2 separate regions of the Homo sapiens genome follow, and region 1 is linked to region 2. Evidence: read pairs that join two places in POLR2A ChIA-PET (ENCODE). Cell type or tissue: Caco-2. All regions are shown on one strand. Links, peaks and the distances in the headings refer to the core of each region. The heading gives the core; the rest is flanking DNA. Region 1 overlaps CMYA5 (cardiomyopathy associated 5). Region 2 overlaps TENT2 (terminal nucleotidyltransferase 2).

Region 1 (5,385 bases), core at 247-5,246, 130 kb before region 2:
TATGATTGAGAATGTAATTTCTGACTAATATCTAGAATATTATTCTGGGGTAGATGTATTGCTTATCTTATTGGAATTGATGACTGAAGAAATGTTTTAAATGAACATTAATTATAATTAGTAACAAAATTATTGTCTCACTAAGCATAGTCAGCCTGAACTGAATTTCAGACTTCATTTGCTCCCTAAATAAATATGTATTGATCACTTATCATGTGCCCAGGCCCTGTCTCTGCCTGTTATTCTGAGGGCTTGTTGAGGAGGCGGGGGTGGGAAGGGGAAAAGTGACAAGGATTGGTGGGGAAATTTTAGCTTTAGAGACAAAGACAACACACTGGCTTCATTTTATAACAACACAGTTGTTAAACAGCAAGGATACTGTTTTGTAGGTAAGTGTTTGCCCTTAAGATGATGAAGTCTGTCAAGGAGAAAATTCCACATATATAGTCAACTGCATGCTCTGTCTCATTGCTCATTTAAAGAATAAAGGTTTACATGGTACTGAAGTCAAAATATGGGATCCGTCCTGCTTTCAGTGCATGAAACAGGTCAGGCAGATTTGACAAATGTGCACAATGTCCTCATTGAATCTGTGAAATAAAAGCAGCAGGCACGCAAACAAAAGTAATACGAAATGTGGTGGTGTTTTATTGTATACAAGTTGCCACCTTATGCTCAAGCACCAAGAACAAAGCAAAAAAGGTTAGAACAAATGGTTCGTTTCCTTGTCTACTTATTCTGACTCCACTCAGATGTCACCAAAGTCTTCATGTCAGCTGTCCCTGCTTTTTAGCCTAACAAAAACTTCAAAAATTCTGGAATTTGAGATCTAAAGAGTAGCACTCTTCCAGAGATTATGATTTTTTTAATTTTAGAAACAAAAATTTGTCCTAATTGTAACTAAGTCCATATGACTTATAACAAGCATTGCATAGTTTGCAGTAGAATTCAAGTTCACAGAATACCCAAACTAAGGTGAGTGATCAGACAGCAAATGAGGCCACGATTGTTGGTACTTAGTTGGTGCTTAGGGATTTTATACCAGTAAATAACACGACTGATGTGACTATGATTGGAAGTCTACAGCCAATAATAAAATTTGAAAGACAATTAGAAATTTGACTCAAATGGTCTCATTTTGGGCCCTAAGTGTGGGATCCTCCCTACAAGTGCCATAGTGCAATGGAAAGAGATGGCTTTATGTGTGGAAGTCCCAGAGACGTGAGGGCAGTGAGCAGCGCAGCACCTAGAGCCTCTGAGCAGCAGCCATGAAGTCGATTGCTGGTGGATGATAAGCTCCAGTGGAGCTGAAACTTATCACAGAGCATTGTGCCCAGCAGGCTTCAGAGGCCTCTCAACCTGCTCATCTCACCCTTGGTAGCTCCACTGCTACAAAGCAGAGAGAAATGACTTAGAGGAGACTCACTGTCTCCTCAGAAGGCCTTGGGCTGCTCTGCGAATGAGAGATGGTCTCTTTCTCTGTTGTTTCAGAGGAAAATGAGTGGAAGCCCCCAGCAGCTGATGCTTGTGAGGACAGCCTCTCTAGCTTGGGCCCTTTTATTCTTGAGTTTTGGCAAGGAGCAACTGGAAAGTTTGCCATGACTAAGGTGCACAATGGGGTCAGAATCATTTTTGGTAGGAATTGAAAAGGATTTTTACGAAGTAAAAAATAATTGGGGTCATAATGGTTAAGGGGGATATTAAAAGCATTCCCATTAAGTCAGAGAGAAACATGAGGTTAAAAACACTGGGAGGGAGGAGGTAAAATTACTACCATTTGCAGATGATGGGACCATTTATCTAGAGAACCCAAGAAAATCAGTTGAAAAACTCTTACATAATAAGAGAATTCAGTAAGATGGCTAGATATAAAACTGATACAAGAAATCAAAAGCCTTTATATACAAATAACAACTAGATAGGAGATAAAATGAAAAATCTTATTTAGAATAGTGACAGACATAAAAATATATAAAGATATAAGATCTATATAAAGAACATTTTTTAAGATGCTACTGAGGGAAACAAAAAAAGACTTGAGTGAAGGGAAAGGCACATCAGTTCTTGGATAGGAAAATGCAACATCATAAAAATTTCAATTCTCCCTAAGTTAATCTATAAATTTAACATGATCTCTAAAAATAACAAATAGTCAGGAGCAGGCTGATGGAGGAGGCTACGCATCCTGATTCTAAAGATCATATCAAATACAAACTAGCAAATAGAAAAAAAAAGTCAGGAAGCGGCAACCTAATCTACCAGGAATTCTAAATTATAAAGCTACAATAATAAAACCAGTATGGTCCTGGGGCATAAATAGATGGATCAATAGACAGATTATAAAGGTCAGGAATAGACCCAAACATATAGTCTCTTGAGTGTATAATAATGGAAGTATTTCAGATCAGAAGGGAAAATGATGGGTTTTCCTGATGGGACAGCTAGATAGCCATACTAAAAAAAAAAAAAAAGTAGGATTTCCTACTTCACACAATCTACTGAGATAAATTCCAGATGATAAAATACCTAGTTTTTAAAAATGAAATTACTGGGAGCCAAGATGGCCGAATAGGAACAGCTCCGGTCTACAGCTCCCAGCGTGAGCGACGCAGAAGACGGGTGATTTCTGCATTTCCATCTGAGGTACCGGGTTCATCTCACTAGGGAGTGCCAGACAGTGGGCGCAGGCCAGTGTGTGCGCGCACCGTGAGCGAGCCGAAGCAGGGCGAGGCATTGCCTCACCTGGGAAGCGCAAGGGGTCAGGGAGTTCCCTTTCCGAGTCAAAGAAAGGGGTGACGGACGCACCTGGAAAATCGGGTCACTCCCACCCGAATATTGCGCTTTTCAGACCGGCTTAAGAAACGGCGCACCACGAGACTATATCCCACACCTGGCTCAGAGGGTCCTACGCCCACGGAATCTCGCTGATTGCTAGCACAGCAGTCTGAGATCAAACTGCAAGGCGGCAGCGAGGCTGGGGGAGGGGCTCCCGCCATTGCCCAGGCTTGCTTAGGTAAACAAAGCAGCCGGGAAGCTCGAACTGGGTGGAGCCCACCACAGCTCAAGGAGGCCTGCCTGCCTCTGTAGGCTCCACCTCTGGGGGCAGGGCACAGACAAACAAAAAGACAGCAGTAACCTCTGCAGACTTAAGTGTCCCTGTCTGACAGCTTTGAAGAGAGCAGTGGTTCTCCCAGCACGCAGCTGGAGATCTGAGAACGGGCAGACTGCCTCCTCAAGTGGGTCCCTGACCCCTGACCCCCGAGCAGCCTAACTGGGAGGCACCCCCCAGCAGGGGCACACTGACACCTCACACGGCAGGGTATTCCAACAGACCTGCAGCTGAGGGTCCTGTCTGTTAGAAGGAAAACTAACAACCAGAAAGGACATCTACACCGAAAACCCATCTGTACATCACCATCATCAAAGACCAAAAGTAGATAAAACCACAAAGATGGGGAAAAAACAGAACAGAAAAACTGGAAACTCTAAAATGCAGAGCGCCTCTCCTCCTCCAAAGGAACGCAGTTCCTCACCAGCAACGGAACAAAGCTGGATGGAGAATGATTTTGACGAGCTGAGAGAAGAAGGCTTCAGACGATCAAATTACTCTGAGCTACGGGAGGACATTCAAACCAAAGGCAAAGAAGTTGAAAACTTTGAAAAAAATTTAGAAGAATGTATAACTAGAATAACCAATACAGAGAAGTGCTTAAAGGAGCTGATGGAGCTGAAAACCAAGGCTCGAGAACTACGTGAAGAATGCAGAAGCCTCAGGAGCCGATGCGATCAACTGGAAGAAAGGGTATCAGCAATGGAAGATGAAATGAATGAAATGAAGCGAGAAGGGAAGTTTAGAGAAAAAAGAATAAAAAGAAATGAGCAAAGCCTCCAAGAAATATGGGACTATGTGAAAAGACCAAATCTACGTCTGATTGGTGTACCTGAAAGTGATGTGGAGAATGGAACCAAGTTGGAAAACACTCTGCAGGATATTATCCAGGAGAACTTCCCCAATCTAGCAAGGCAGGCCAACATTCAGATTCAGGAAATACAGAGAACGCCACAAAGATACTCCTCGAGAAGAGCAACTCCAAGACACATAATTGTCAGATTCACCAAAGTTGAAATGAAGGAAAAAATGTTAAGGGCAGCCAGAGAGAAAGGTCGGGTTACCCTCAAAGGAAAGCCCATCAGACTAACAGCGGATCTCTCGGCAGAAACCCTACAAGCCAGGAGAGAGTGGGGGCCAATATTCAACATTCTTAAAGAAAAGAATTTTCAACCCAGAATTTCATATCCAGCCAAACTAAGCTTCATAAGTGAAGGAGAAATAAAATACTTTATAGACAAGCAAATGCTGAGAGATTTTGTCATCACCAGGCCTGCCCTAAAAGAGCTCCTGAAGGAAGCGCTAAACATGGAAAGGAACAACCGGTACCAGCCGCTGCAAAATCATGCCAAAATGTAAAGACCATCGAGACTAGGAAGAAACTGCATCAACTAATGAGCAAAATCACCAGCTAACATCATAATGACAGGATCAAATTCACACATAACAATATTAACTTTAAATATAAATGGACTAAATTCTGCAATTAAAAGACACAGACTGGCAAGTTGGATAAAGAGTCAAGATCCATCAGTGTGCTGTATTCAGGAAACCCATCTCACGTGCAGAGACACACATAGGCTCAAAATAAAAGGATGGAGGAAGATCTACCAAGCCAATGGAAAACAAAAAAAGGCAGGGGTTGCAATCCTAGTCTCTGATAAAACAGACTTTAAACCAACAAAGATCAAAAGAGACAAAGAAGGCCATTACATAATGGTAAAGGGATCAATTCAACAAGAGGAGCTAACTATCCTAAATATTTATGCACCCAATACAGGAGCACCCAGATTCATAAAGCAAGTCCTGAGTGACCTACAAAGAGACTTAGACTCCCACACATTAATAATGGAAGACTTTAACACCCCACTGTCAACATTAGACAGATCAACGAGACAGAAAGTCAACAAGAATACCCAGGAATTGAACTCAGCTCTGCACCAAGCAGACCTAATAGACATCTACAGAACTCTCCACCCCAAATCAACAGAATATACATTTTTTTCAGCACCACACCACACCTATTCCAAAATTGACCACATAGTTGGAAGTAAAGCTCTCCTCAGCAAATGTAAAAGAACAGAAATTATAACAAACTATCTCTCAGACCACAGTGCAATCAAACTAGAACTCAGGATTAAGAATCTCACTCAAAGCCGCTCAACTACATGGAAACTGAACAACCTGCTCCTGAATGACTACTGGGTACATAACGAAATGAAGGCAGAAATAAAGATGTTCTTTGAAACCAACGAGAACAAAGACACCACATACCA
Region 2 (5,385 bases), core at 277-5,276:
TTTTAATATGAAAAGAACAATATAAAAAGGTAAAGTGCCTAACATTCACAATATAAGAAATAACTGTAAAATATAATGTCATGAGTATGGTAAAATACAAGTAATACATTTTCAAATTTAAGAATTAGGAAGGATTTAAGAATTAGGAATACACTATGTATAACAACTACATAAACTCAATAACAAAGCATATTAATTCACTTTTAATGTATGATTTAGCAAAAACTTTAAAAAATGACTTCTGAAATCTATTAATGTAAATGTAATGAACCATTATGACCAACTTACACGGTCTCCAACTATAATTAAAAGGGTATAAATTTTTACCACGCAGTACAAAGTAGGATGCTTTATTTAAATTTCCTTTATGTATCACATTTCATCCCCATGTTGAAAACTGGCATAAAATAAAATTCCATGGTATGTGTGCATGTTCTCAGTACATGACTGAGAATATTAGTAAAAAAAAAAAAAACTCAATCATTACTTACCAGAATCACTCTTAGAAAGTAAGGATATATATATTCCTTTCCCCTAAGAGGCATTCAAATACTCAACATTCTAGAAGACCTGCCAAGTAAACTCAAACCCCACTCACTTTAATTCTAAATGTCTCTCTATTTGTATAAGACTTTTTAATAGCTTTCTAGTAATTTTGGTTATAATACAGAAGTCAAATTGGAAAATCTTACAATAAATTAGCTTACTTAAAAACTTGAATACCTTTCCCATTCAATACTCTAGTATACTAAAAATATAATAAAACAAAGGATGAAGAGAAGATTATAGAGAATTAGAATAAAAAACCTTTATCTCATTCTGGTACCATAACTAGAATGCTAGGAGACAAAAACAAATACTAGCCACTGGTTGAGGATCTTTCAATGGACAAAAAAGCTTTTAGAACTCAGTAATTTGGAAATTTTTGGAGGCAGGGTTATCATTAAGTAAATTCTTTATGTTACAACTTTAAAAGATTTATAAACACTAGTCATCAGAGAAGCAATTAGTGTACTGCAGAAGTTATTTATTAACAATATCCTGATATTAGTCTCAATGAGTTTAGTAGTTTTTAAAATGTTTATCTTACTTCAAGCAATGTAAATTCTGGAAAAATCTGACTATAACAACTATTTTAACTTCAGAATTCTGGACTACAGGTTCAGTCTTTTAAATTTCTCTCTCAAAGGCAAAGTAAAAACAAAACAAAAGCTCATTATCAGAATACATGATTAATAGGTAATGCCTTGAATACAGCTAATCTACAAAATTTTACTTTGCCCATAGTTTCCATAACAGCTTGCTGGTAGAGACCCCACAAATTTATACCCATAAACTTTCCATATAGATGTACCAAAAATTTAAATTTTAAATAGCAGGTCTTCAATCACACTAAGAATCATTAATTTTGAAAGCGCAAGAACAACTTTATTTACTTATTTATTAATTTTTTTTTTTGAGACAGGGTCTCGCTCTGTCACCCAGGCTGGAGTACAGTGGCACGATTTGGGCTCACTGCAGCCTCCACCTCCCGAATTCAAGTGATTCTCATGCCTCAGCCACCCCACTAGCTGGGATGACAAGTGTGCACCACCACATCCAGCTAGTTTTTTGTATTTTAGTAGAGACAGGGTTTCGCCACGTTGGCCAGGCTCTGCAAAGACAATTTTAAAATGTCTACCAGAAAGCTCTGTATGCCTAGGAATATGGTAAACATTCCATGAATATTCATTAATGTTATTATTTCTAGCCAATTGATGATCTTACCTTTTTCATTACTTTTTTTTTTTGAGACAGAGTTTCGCTCTTGTTGCCCAGGCTGGAGTGCAATGGCACAATCTAGGCTCACTGCAACCTCCGCCTCCTGGTTTCAAGTGATTCTACTGCCTCAGCCTCCCAAGTAGCTGGGATTACAGCCGTGCACTACCACGCCCAGCTAATTTTGTATTTTTAGTAGAGACGGGGTTTCACCATGTTGGTCAGGCTAGTCTCGAATTCCTGACCTCAAGTGATCCACCCGCCTCAGCCTCCCAAACTGCTGGGATTACAGGCGTGAGCCACCGTGCCCGGCCTCCTTTTTCATTAACTCTTAAATTATAATTAAAATCCTTTCTCAATTCCCCCTCATGCTTTGATGAGTCATCTTTCAAGTATCTGTAGTCAATTATTGACTACTGGAATTTATTCTAGGAAATGTGTTAATCTTTTTAACCTTTTCTACATACAGAGGACCTATTTCCTTTCTCTGCTTATGGCAGAAAAGATATTAAAGCATTTAAGAAGTTAAACAAAACGTAAAGGTCATTTAATCCAACTGTTTGTGTTACAGGTGAGATTAAGGCCAGTGAGGTACAATAACTTCACCAAAGTCACAAAAACTAGTTTTTTGTGGCAGAGCTGTAACTACTCAATACACCTTGCAGACTCTTGTTTGCCCTTTTCCCTCACAGTAATGTGATACTGCCAAGAAAAGCAACTATTTTAATCATCTCATTTCTTCTAGGGAGGAGTAGCTTAAATTTGCCAGTATAGAGATACACATTAGCTCTGGGTAGCTAATGTCCTTCAAGAAAGACCTAGGAATGGCTGAATGCAGTGCCATTAATTATAAACCACTTCAGTAAATGGGACTACTCTGTCAAAAATAAAATGTTTGGCAAAGTCTAAACTAAATTTTAATATGATTTGATCAGACTGGCAAAATAGCAATGTTTAATTTTTTTGTTTTGTTAAGACACAGTCACTCTGCTGGTCAGGCTGAAATGCAGTGGCATAATCATAGCTTACTGCAACCTCAAACTCCTGGGCTCAAACAATCCTCCCACCTTAGCCTCCTGAGTAGCTAGGACTAACGATATGTGCCACCATGCCCAACTAATTTTTTTCATTTTTTATTTTTGTAGATGGAGGAGTCTCACTATATTGCTCAGGCTGGTCTCAAACTCCTGGCCTCAAGCAATCCTCCCACCTCTGCCTCCCAAAGCACTTGGGATTACAGGCATGAGCCACTGTGCCTGGCCCTAATTTAAAATTTTTAATTTGCTTTCAATACCACATTGGGGCATCTGTGATTTACGTACATTTTTCTAAAGAAGTCAGTCAAACTTAAAATTTCTAAGGTAACCAGTAAGAATTAAGGAGTAGGGCACATATTATGGATGATCATGTATGCTAAATGCTTTAGTCAAATCTCATTTTTAAATCACAACTAAAATATAAATAGGGAATGGTGGTGCCACATATTTTTTATATTTTATATATATAAGAAATCCTATTCCATTTTTAATGAAAGTAAACTGTAACCCACAAGAGAACAGAGTTCACTGAAAAAAATATGTTAAGAGTTCACCTGAACATATATTATAAAGTAACATATATTATAAAGTAATATATGTTCAAGATTGACATATATTTTGTAAAATTGGACAAAAATGATTAATGACACAAAGTATTATCTAAAACAGCCAATGTCATATGTTTCAAATTTTTTTAGAGGGGCAAATCAATCATCAAACCAGTATATATTCAAGACTGGTCAGCAATAAAAATACATGTATTAAGATTAGCCTGAACTACTTTAACATTAAAGAAGATTATCAAACCTCTCTAATGACTGATTCATAAAATGATGGCCCATTTAAACTATTTTGTCTCTCTCGATAAGTCAAAAAAATCATTTGAGACCAGCATCCAAAGGAAAATATACTCTCATATATTATAAAACATCTGCAAGTATAGTGAAGTACAGAGAACTTTGCTAAACTGTCCACAAATAACCCTGATACAATTTTGGCACCTACCTTTTCAGTATTTGTATATATACAAATATATATACACAGTTATTATCTTTAAATAAAATTGGTATTATGATGTATGAGAATATATCATGAACATTTTCTTGTATCATTAAATATATTAAAAACATGATTGTTGGTGGCTATGTAGATCTCATATTAGGGTATATCGTAATTAATTTAACCATTCCCCTATTCTAGAAAATTTAAGAGTACTTCTAATCTTCTATTATTTACGTAACACCATAAAAAAATAGCTTTACATGTACATCCATATATGTACCACTCATTATTACGTTAGGATAAATTTCTAGAAATGAAATAACTGAGTCAAAGGACATGAACACAAATATACAACACTGCTTTCTAAAAGAGTTGTACCAAATCAACACTCTCAGCATGATTGTGTATTCCATTTTGTCATTATTAAAAACTGCCAATTTAAGAATATTAATCCCTACATCTGTAATACATGTTCAAGTGAAATTCTGTAAGTAACAGGACAGAGTATAAGATTATATTCTGTCAAGAATGTAGAATGCCAATTTCACCCTAGGAGTATACCATAAAACTTTGATTACCAAGAACGGACAAGGTTGACACACTATGAAATTAAGAACATTAACATAAACACTTTAGTCAAATAATGGCACCCTATCTCCAGACAAAGATGGGATGAAGATGTGTCTAAAGGTAGAATCAAGATTTTCTTGAGAACTAGCTAGCTCTAAGACTACTTCAATTAAGATAAATATGAAAAAATGCTCCCCAAATTCTCCACCATAGAGGAAAGGTTACTAAGCTGTCATAAACAAAAAAAATCAAAATGTGTGTGTGTGTGCCAAAAGTGGAAAGGGTGTAACAATCAGACTGTTTTGTGATGGTCTGTCCATTATTCTGAGATTATATCATTGCTTTTTTGGTATTTTATGCACCATCTTTTATGAAGTGATGGTAGTAATTGGTAGCAGTTTTTTGGTTCTAATACTTAACATAGCAAAATAAAAACTCCAGTTTGGTTCTTTTTTTTTTGGATATTACTTTCCTTGAAATCTAAAAGTCTGAGAATCATGTAATGAACAGGTAAAAGAAAATGTAAGAACATTATTTAAGAAGACCATGTTTTTGTAGAGGAAAAAAGAACATCCACCCTTTACAGTTATTTATTTGTCCCCAACTTTTGGAATTAAAAGACCTGAACTTGACATTTATGTATTTATATTTGGCTAAACATCTTGAAACCTTTGCAAAAAAAACAAAAGCCAGAAAAAATAAAACAAATATTAACAATAACAATTTTTGGGTGTGAAAATTCATGGGAAATGTATTTTTTTTCTGTCCACTTTAGTATATTCTCAGGATTTTCTATGAAATGTATACACAACTTATTCAAAATGAATTTTAAAATGTAAAATAACTTTTAATATCACTACGTTTTAAGTATTATTTTAAACATAATAATTCTGAAACAAAATAGAGAATTCCTGACAACCAATCTCACCTCTGAACTGCTCTTTTTTAAGGCATTGGTAAGACAATCTTTGTTTTTGTCCCAACCACTTCTATCTATCCTCCTATACTAGTAAAAGTG

Evidence for each region. ChIA-PET counts read pairs that join two places held together with the same protein. Peaks named below come from ENCODE experiments on the same cell type or tissue, not always from the same donor. Only the 100,000 strongest peaks of a DNase experiment are listed, where the experiment ranks them.
Region 1: POLR2A ChIA-PET joins it to region 2 with 9 read pairs; 3 of 35 experiments call an interaction of 5 or more read pairs at or near these places.

Annotation. Positions count from the first base shown.
Region 1 is chr5:79,782,105-79,787,489 of GRCh38, reverse strand. All of the region lies in intron 9 of CMYA5 (cardiomyopathy associated 5), which reads right to left. Among named protein-coding and RNA genes, the nearest start is that of CMYA5, 95 kb to the right of the region's middle. In Caco-2, for the core only: no CTCF peak of the experiment used is centred there; a DNase peak (open chromatin) is centred at 2,689; H3K4me3 peaks cover 692 bases.
Region 2 is chr5:79,650,837-79,656,221 of GRCh38, reverse strand. The region is part of intron 10 of TENT2 (terminal nucleotidyltransferase 2); the gene reads right to left. Among named protein-coding and RNA genes, the nearest start is that of CMYA5, 36 kb to the left of the region's middle. In Caco-2, for the core only: no CTCF peak of the experiment used is centred there; no DNase peak of the experiment used is centred there.